Regions from separate parts of the Homo sapiens genome. Here region 1 is linked to region 2. A link is a loop called in an ENCODE intact Hi-C map of the cell type or tissue named here. Cell type or tissue: heart right ventricle. All regions are shown on one strand. Links, peaks and the distances in the headings refer to the core of each region. The heading gives the core; the rest is flanking DNA. Region 1 overlaps STXBP6 (syntaxin binding protein 6). Region 2 overlaps LINC02286 (long intergenic non-protein coding RNA 2286).

The links. Peaks named below come from ENCODE experiments on the same cell type or tissue, not always from the same donor. Only the 100,000 strongest peaks of a DNase experiment are listed, where the experiment ranks them.
Region 1: a loop joins it to region 2, with 2.8 times the contacts of the local background. A loop is called at or near these places in 5 of 110 quality-filtered maps.

Annotation. Positions count from the first base shown.
Region 1 is chr14:24,963,607-24,968,004 of GRCh38, reverse strand. All of the region lies in intron 2 of STXBP6 (syntaxin binding protein 6), which reads left to right. Among named protein-coding and RNA genes, the nearest start is that of STXBP6, 84 kb to the left of the region's middle. In heart right ventricle, for the core only: no CTCF peak of the experiment used is centred there; DNase peaks (open chromatin) are centred at 1,541 and 2,047; H3K4me3 peaks cover 438 bases; H3K27ac peaks cover 2,521 bases.
Region 2 is chr14:25,130,417-25,134,814 of GRCh38, reverse strand. All of the region lies in intron 3 of LINC02286 (long intergenic non-protein coding RNA 2286), which reads left to right. Among named protein-coding and RNA genes, the nearest start is that of LINC02286, 24 kb to the left of the region's middle. RefSeq lists silencers at 1,707-1,756, 1,658-1,952. In heart right ventricle, for the core only: CTCF peaks have their summits at 1,597 and 1,806 (motif pointing right); a DNase peak (open chromatin) is centred at 1,844; H3K4me3 peaks cover 653 bases; H3K27me3 peaks cover 313 bases.

The sequences.
Region 1 (4,398 bases), core at 210-4,209, 170 kb after region 2:
CCAGTGTTCATCAGAGGTCATGATCTGCCGGGGTCACCATTTTGGAAGTGGCAGAGTCAGACATCCACCTGGTCCCTGACCCATGGCCATGTGCAACTGCCACAGCACCTCATTTCTTCTAATTCACTTGGGAGGGGTGTGGTGGAGAGGACCGTGTTTTAAATAGTAGATTCCTTTCTGACTCTTCACAATTGATAGAGATGTAGAACGCTTTTGGCCTCCACAGTGTCATTCTATCTCATTTCTGAGGTTATTGATTAATAGACTTTCCTACATTGGAATATATATCAGGGTAAGCCTTTTGTCTCTTTATTATAGAGATTTGGTGTGTACATCCAGCTATAAAACTTTAACTCTAGAAGACAAGGCAATAAAAAAACAAAGTTATTCTCAGTGCCTTGATTGTGAGTTTTCTTACATCCTTTTTAATTTTATAAATATGCAATATCCTTTGTTATACCATTTATTGAGCATTTGGCTCTTCTAGGATATGTGCACAGACACATTTGATTAAAGCATTTGTAAAACAATAGCCATTGGTTACATGAAGTGAAAAGGAGAGGGTTTTCCTCTGAAACATTTTCTAGTTCAGTAGGTTTGGCCACCAGGTATAATTTTAAATGACCTGCAGGGCAGCACCTGCCATGCACCCATCACATTCTTCAGTGCTCATACAGTCAGGGTGGCATCAGCCTGCTTTGGGATCAGTAATAGTAATAATAATAGTAGTTGTGGTATTTATTGAGTTCAGACATATTCTGTACCCTTTCCACATGTTAACTCCTTTAATCCTTACAGCAGTGCTATGAGGTAGATAATAGTTCTTATTTGTAGATGAGGAAACTGAGCATGTAGAGGCAAATTAGCCTGCCCAAGATCCTCAGCTAGTGAGTGACAAAACAAGGACTTGAACCCAGGTTTGATTCTAGAGCCTACTCCCTTATCCACTGTGCTGTGCTCTCCTTCTCTTGTAGGCATAGGGATTGTGTGAGAAAAGACTTGCCAAACCAAACGCCTTTTCTTACCCTCTCATACGGCTTTAGTGATAATCATGTCTCGATATTACTCTGGTCTCCTACAGGTTTAGGCTTTGGTTGGTTTTGGCTGGGTGGTGACAGTCCTGTATACCAACAACTGGGGTGTTAAGAAATTCACATATTACAGTGACACTGTTAGTAGATATATTTGACTCTTAGAGAGCAAATGAACTCCCTGGGGAAATTTGGAGAGACTCCTGGCAGGGACACTGCCAAATATGAATTTGTTTTCTTCTGTTGTGTAGTAGAAAAAATAGATGCCTGAAATTTTTTTAGAGTTTCCTTGGTGGTTCTAGATCTCTTCCTGTGAAAACCAGTGATAATAACATTTGTCTTTCCTAAAACCTTGCTATTAGGAAAGTTCAAAAATAGATAAGTAAGCATTGAATAGGTATCATCTCATTTAATCCTCACAACAGCCTTCTCTTGTTATTTCTACTTTACAGATGAAATAGCTGAGGCTTAATGCTGGTAGTTGCACTGCCTAGGGTCAGGTGGCTAAGTAATGAGGGTGCTGACTCATGCCTGGGTCCATCTGACTCCAAAGTAGACACACTTGTCATTTTTTTTTTTTTTTTCCAAGACAGGGCTAGATCTGGAGAACAGAACTCTCCCCTCCCTTAAAAACAATGTGACAACATTCCTTGAGCAGAGTGTGCTAATCTCGGAGGATTTAGAGGATGTGCTGTCAGTGACTTCAGCTTTTCTAGTGGTTTAGCACGCCAACAGAGTTTTCTTTTTCCATTCTCTCATGTATGCATTCCAATACTAAAACCAGATGGAAACAAGGGAAAACTCTTAACAGAGGCTAGTGCCAAATATTTCATTTAAAAAGGAAACTCCATCTGTGTGCTCTCCCACCACACAGCCCACTGTTAAGAACAGGAGTTTTACAGCTCACTCACTTATGTTCGTTTTGATTAGTTTTGACTAATTGCAAAGGTAGAGCAAGTGGTGGTTAGGGAGATTGCAAACTAAGGCAGCTGTCCTTCTGGCATGTGGCTGGCAAGGCACTGTGTACCTGGCAGACATCCTAAACAGCAGCCTACCAAGAAGGCACTGTTTTAAGCCACATAGATGCATTCTTTGGGTGATTTTCTAGGTTAACACTTTGAGAAATTAGTGCACCTTTCTGTGGTAGTGAGGCTTTTGTCAGTAAGCTATAGTCAGAGGCACCTGTTGCTCCCTGGAAGAATTCCCACCCCAGTTATAGAAGAACACAGGTTAGGCAGAAGACTGACTTATGGTAAAACGCTGACTGTACTAGCTCTTCATGTCTTTGAAATTCAGTTTTCTCATCTATAAAATGGCATTAATATCTATATCCCTGCATTAAATTCACAGGGTATTTTGAAGAATAACTGAACTGTGTATATGTGTGTGTAATGCATGATATGTGGAAGGTATTCAGCTTTATGAGCAATACTATTATCTCATCATTAGTGGGATACTCACTATCCCACTAATGGTTCTTGCCACACAAAGATTGTTCATCTGTAGCTTTTTAAAAACATGTTAATGACCATACACCACCTTTACCCCCCAAAAAACCCATTGAAATAAAAATAATCTAATCGTAAAGTCTGCCTCTCAGGAACAGACTCAAGACATTTATAAGACAACAGCAAAAAGAAAAAACATGTTAATATGTATGTATGACAGGCATCCGTGACCCATGTCATGTGAAGCAAAATCACACGATAACCCAGACTTGGCCTTGGGGGTTTTCTCCCTCTCCTTCCCTACATTTTTTCCCCATTCCCCTCTGGTTTGCATCCTCTCCAGTCTGTGTCCCACTCCTGACAGGAATCTCAAGGTCATTCTGACCCGCCATTTTTAAACCAGTCTACTCTCGATTACCTAGATTCCAACATTGTTTTTCCCCAAAGCTAGAATATTAGGTGGCATCACACTGCTGTTCTATTTCAGAGTTGGAAAATTTCCACTCTAATGTCATGAATATTTGCACAATACTGGGTATATTGGGTGCAGAAGCCCTTTGTGTTTAGGCCTCTTTATCCTGCTTCACAGGGAGTTAGAACTGGGTTAGTCAATCGAAGTCCTGTCCCTGAAATGGGAGATGTTATTTTCCTACACCTATCTTTACTGGATCAAAAGAAAAATTAAAACAAAATAAAACAAAACGTTCTCTGAGGTCAGTCAAGTTCACTGTTGAGCAAACATCAGAAGTGGGAGAGGCTGATACAAATGCCTGTGGACCCAGCTTCTCAGCCCAGATCAGGTTCTTGTTTCTCCAGCTCTTTCCTGTTACCCTTCCTTTACATACACACACACACACACACACACACACACACACACAGAATGAGAACTGTACTAGCTCTGTCATGTCTTTGAAACTCAGTTTTCTCATCTATAAAATGGCAATAACTCACAGGGTATTTTGAGGAGTAACTGAACTATAGGTGCATATGTAATGCCTGATACATAGAAGGTACTCAGCTTCCATGAAGAAGAGACAGGGAGGGAGAGAGAATACGAATGACTGACATTTCCAGCTCAGTTCCAGTCATGCTAAACCATATGCAGAATTTTCCAGAAGAAACTATTAGCCACAAGCACAGTGAGGTTGCCAAGCTGTCCAATACCATAGAGAATAGACTACTAGGTAGTTACCGTGCTCTGAGCATGAGCATGTGCCCCCTCTGGCCTCCCATGTCATCTCTGTAATAGCACTTAGCATTGCTGGGCTTTGTCAGTTGGCTTTCTGTTTACTTCCATAGACTGTCAGCCTCTAGAGAGTAGAGACTGTTGTAGGTACCTCCTTTCTGTTCCCAGTGCTTTGATCACAGCATCCTTGTGGAACAAATGAAGTGTCTGGGTGGGGGGAATTGGGCATAATCCCACTCCTGCTGCGCCTCTATAAGAGCTGAGACTGCCTGAACTCTGGGCTCACTTTCTGGGTTTGAGCTCACACGTTCACTCTGGATTATAGTGGCTGGTACTTGTTTTGGCTTTTTTTTTTTTTTTTTTTTTTTTAGAAACTTGCTGTTATTCACACACACTAAGATGCTACTGGGTGGTCTTTTAATTCCCTTGGAATCCATCAGGTTACGGAGCAGGAGATTTTATTCTACCTATTGGACCAATTACCAATAAGAAAATGCACATTTCTCTAATGTATTCAGACTTTTAGAATCTTTCAAAATGAGCAATTTATAAATGCTTCCATTGTGGCCTACAGTGGAAAGCGGTTATCTTAAAATTGTGAAGCACCTGAGTGTTTCTCTTGAAGAAAGAGTTCATTTAATGGAGTAACAAGTGATCATTTAATAGACCTTGAATATGTCAAAGCTTTCCCCAGATGCCCTTTTCTCATTGTCACCGTTTTCAATTCTACATT
Region 2 (4,398 bases), core at 211-4,210:
TTGTTTTGTTTTGTTTTGAGACAGAGTCTCACTCTGTCACCCAGGCTGGAGTGCAGTGGTATGATCTCAGCTCACTGCAACCTCCGCCTCCTGGGCTCAAGGGATTCTCCTGTCTCAGCCTCCCCAGTAGCTGGGACTCCAGGTATGTGCCACCATGCCCAGCTAATTTTTGAATTTTTAGTAAAGATAGGGTTTCACCATGCTGGCCAGGCTGGTCTCAAACTCCCTATCTCAAGCGATCCGCCCTCCTCAGCCTCCCAAAGTGAAATACCCCTAAACTTCTTAGTAACCTTCTCCTACCCCTTCAAGGGGCACTGAGAGAACCAGAGCCTCAGTGGTGCAGCAGGATCTGATCTGGCCCAAGCCCTGGAGTTGCCACAGCTCCTACCACAGAAAATGTGACCAAGGCTGTGCCAAAGCCCAGCCGTCACACCCAGGAAAGTCAGAAACTACTGAGTGTAAGGAGATGAGGTGGCCACAATGGCAGTGGCGGCCAAAGCTTTATAACTGCAGGAATGGCCAGAAGCTGGGCTAACAGCCGAGGCTGTGGGGATGGGTTCATAGACCACACCAGAACATTAGGTTTTAGTAAGATGTCAGTTTGAAACCATTTAACATTTGAAACCATCTAACGATAGAATTAGCCAGTGCTTTTCAAACATTACGTATATATGAGTACCCAGTACCCAGGAATCCTGTCAAGGGAAGATTCAGATTCAGCAAGTCTGGGATAGGGACTCAGATCGAGCATTTCCTACTAACTCTCCAGGGATGCCCCGTTGCTACCCCCAGGCTACACTCTGAATATTAGGTGAATGTTCTGCTTCACAAAGTGGTGAGTTTTACATCCCTAGGTGTGTTTTAGCAGATCCTGAATTGATTGATCTTCTGTCACAAAAAGTCAGGTATTTTGCAGAAAAGGTCTCCTGCCTGGGAATAAAAGGTTGAACTAAATGACCACTGTAGAACTTTCCAAATCTAAGATTTTTATTTATTTACCAAAACCTGATGAGCACTAAACCAATAATGAATGATACATTAGTTTAAAAAGAAGAAATGCCTAGCTTTAATCTTATTCATTGCTCACTTTTCAATGACTCCTTATCAAATCCAAAGTACAATTAGCCAAGATCCTGATTGAAATTTAGAGCTTTACCTAATGACGACTGACCAGAAATGGATGTAATTCAGTCAGTAACTAATATGAGTGATGTTTTTCTCATCATCTCCCTTTCAAAATCCTTCCTCAACCACAAGAAACTCAAGGAGTAAATGCAGAGATGTTAAAAGGTATAGACAGGACATCTAGGATTATAGGATTATTAGAGACTGTCTCCTCCAGACTCTTATCAAGCCTGAGTTAAGTGTAACGTGAAAATTCAATCCTTTCACTTCATTCCCTGATGAATGAAAACCAAAAGAAAATCTCAATCCAGACGCTTAGGAATGTGAGTTTCTAGACAGCTGAGTTTTCTAGCAAGATAAAAGCTAACGCTTTAGAACTAGATATATTTTTCCTTTTTGTCTAATGATTTTATTCTAATTATCACTTAGAACTGCCGTACAAATTTGAATTCGCCACTTCTCTTCACTTTTCAATTAATTTATCAAGTTTTCATATTCCCTATTATCAAGAGGCACGGTATCGGCTTCTTTAAGCCTTCTCCATGTACACACTGGGCTTTGTCCCTGGATGCTGAAGCCCTCACACTCCAGGAAGAGAGAGCTGCTTAGTTTTCAAGGCTGGGCTGGGAGAACCCGCATATAATTCTACGGAGTTATAACTGTCACTGCTCCTCTCTGCCACACGGTGGCACTGTTGAAGACTGGCTCTACCCAGTCATGCGTGTCCGCTGCTGCAGAGCCTCTGCCCGCCTAGACCCAGGTAGAAATTTCCGTGGCTCCCAGAGGAAGGACGGCCCCATCTCCCAGGGCTGAGCTCAGCCACGTGGTTGCAGCTCTTCCTTCCTTGCACTCTCGTGCCGCATACGCCAGCTTCCCCAAATGCTGCCCACCCCCGAGGGATGCCGTTCAGGACTCTTCCAACATTCACCACTTCTCAGATCCAGAATCCTTTTCTCTCTTCCCTCCCTCAGAATGGGGTGTATAGTTGGATTTTAAACCTTCAAAACACAAAAGTTCTTATTACAGCCCTCTTTCCTGTACAACCTACACCAACCTCTCTCAGGAAAGCTATCCTCAGTGACTCCTAGGTGCCCTTACCCAGCCCCAGCCTCCTATTCACTTTCCTGACTTCTTAGACAAGATACACTGAACACAATTTAACTTTTTGTTAACAAAAAGCTTTAACAAAAAAGTCTCACAGCCATCATTATGAACATCATAGTTTGGTTTGGTTTGGCCGTGGGATTTTTTTTAAGGTAAGCATACACGTGTCTTTTGTATTAGAAAAATTATAGATTGGAGACATGATTTGACAATCCTATTGCAGAACTAATATTTTGGGGAGATCCTTGATTTCTAACCCATCTCTGGCTGGGAAGCACATGCTCTTTGCAGTTCACCATGTGGCCTCCCCACCTCCCTGCCTCACTGCCTCTCTACCCAGGACTCTCTGACATATGCCATCACTTCTTCAGTCTTACTCACTTCTTTTTTACATACATATCTTTATGCTTCAGCTAAATTTAACTATGACCATTTCTCCAAAAACAAGCTATAGTTTCCCATCTCTGTGCCTTTGCTCATGTTGTTCCTATTTTCCTAAATTGCCCCTTATTTTATCCCTGCCTTTTGAAAGCTTAACAACCCTTTGAGGTCCACCCACACACTAAATCCTCCTCCAGGTTTTTTATAATCCCTCCCGCTGAATGTGATCTCTTCCTCCTTTGTACTTCCACAGCAAATTATGCATTATCTCTTTTAAGATAATTTCATTCCTACATTGCCAACATTTGAGATGTTGACTTCAGTGAACATAGAATTTTAATTTTTTTTCTACAGCATTGAGAATAGCATCTTATACTTAGTAAGCATTTAGTAAATACATACTGGATGGAATTTCATTGCCAAACGCATACTTGAACCTTTAGTAAAATTCTTCTGCTAATCTAAGCTTGGTCCCTTTTAGCGTACTCTAATCGCATGAGGATTAAATTCAAAAGAGAAAATATAAAATAGGAAAAAAAGGAGGATACTGAAGTTTTGTATAGGTTGCAAAAGTCCCAAATGGTTCTGAGAGCTAGGAATTTCTACTTATACGTTCAGTGACCTCACGGCATAGAAGAAAATCATCCATGTTTGCAGCTGAGAAAGATAAATGGGGAATTGGGGGATGTAAAAATGGGGGTGTCATTTCATAGAGCTGATCACTCTCTCTTCTCTTGGTTCCCATGATGACACTCTTGCTTTGCTTTCCTGACATCCAACTGATCCCAGTTCCCTCTCCTCAATCTCTTGATGCTGGAGTACCCCAGAACTTAGTTCCACCTCTTCTATTGTTCTCCATCTACCCCTTCTTCCTAAGAGGTTAACTTTGCCACATGAGCAACTTACAATCCACTAGAAAATGACTGATAAGGAGCACTGATCTTAACCATCATAATATATTTCCAGCTTCTGACATTGGCACAGAGACTTGCAGGCTGTGAGTGACAGGTGGCAGTGAGTGTATAAAATCAGAACTTTAGTTCACCTAGGTGTTTCTTTGGGCATGTGATGATTTGTAAGACTTGTGAATAAAATCAAGTGCATGTTTGAGAACCAGCCGTACCCAGTGATGTGTATCTCCTGCTTCAAAGAGCTTTTGCTGGTCTAGACCCAGGTAAAGATTTCTTTTACCTGGAAAGAAAAGGATAAGTAGAAATGATCCTGAACCAATGTTTTTCCTTCTGCTTTTCTTGATGGTAATCAGAGAACTCCACAGACATTAGACCTCATAAGGCAAGTCACTGTGTGTTTACACATGCCAAATGTTTTGTTCTTTGGAGCCTTTTTAAGAATGGAAGAAAATAAAAAATGCAAGAGCCTTTTATGATCATTTATTGTACCGCTGCTAATTTGAAGCCTGCCACTCATAACATGGGGAATGATGATTACTATACATATAGTACTATATACATAGAAATATATAGTAATATAGATATCATCATATACATTTATATATAGTATATATTATATACAATAATATATAGTATTTAATATATACGATAATATATCGTACATAATATATACGATAATATATCGTATATATTGTTTATACATAATATACTATATATTCCTATTTTCCTAAATTGCCCCTTATTTTATCCCTGCCTTTTGAAAGCTTAACCATCCTTTGAGATATATATTATATAATGTTATATATTATAGCATATTATATATTTTATTATATTATATAGCATACATAATATAGTATATATAAAACAATATATACTA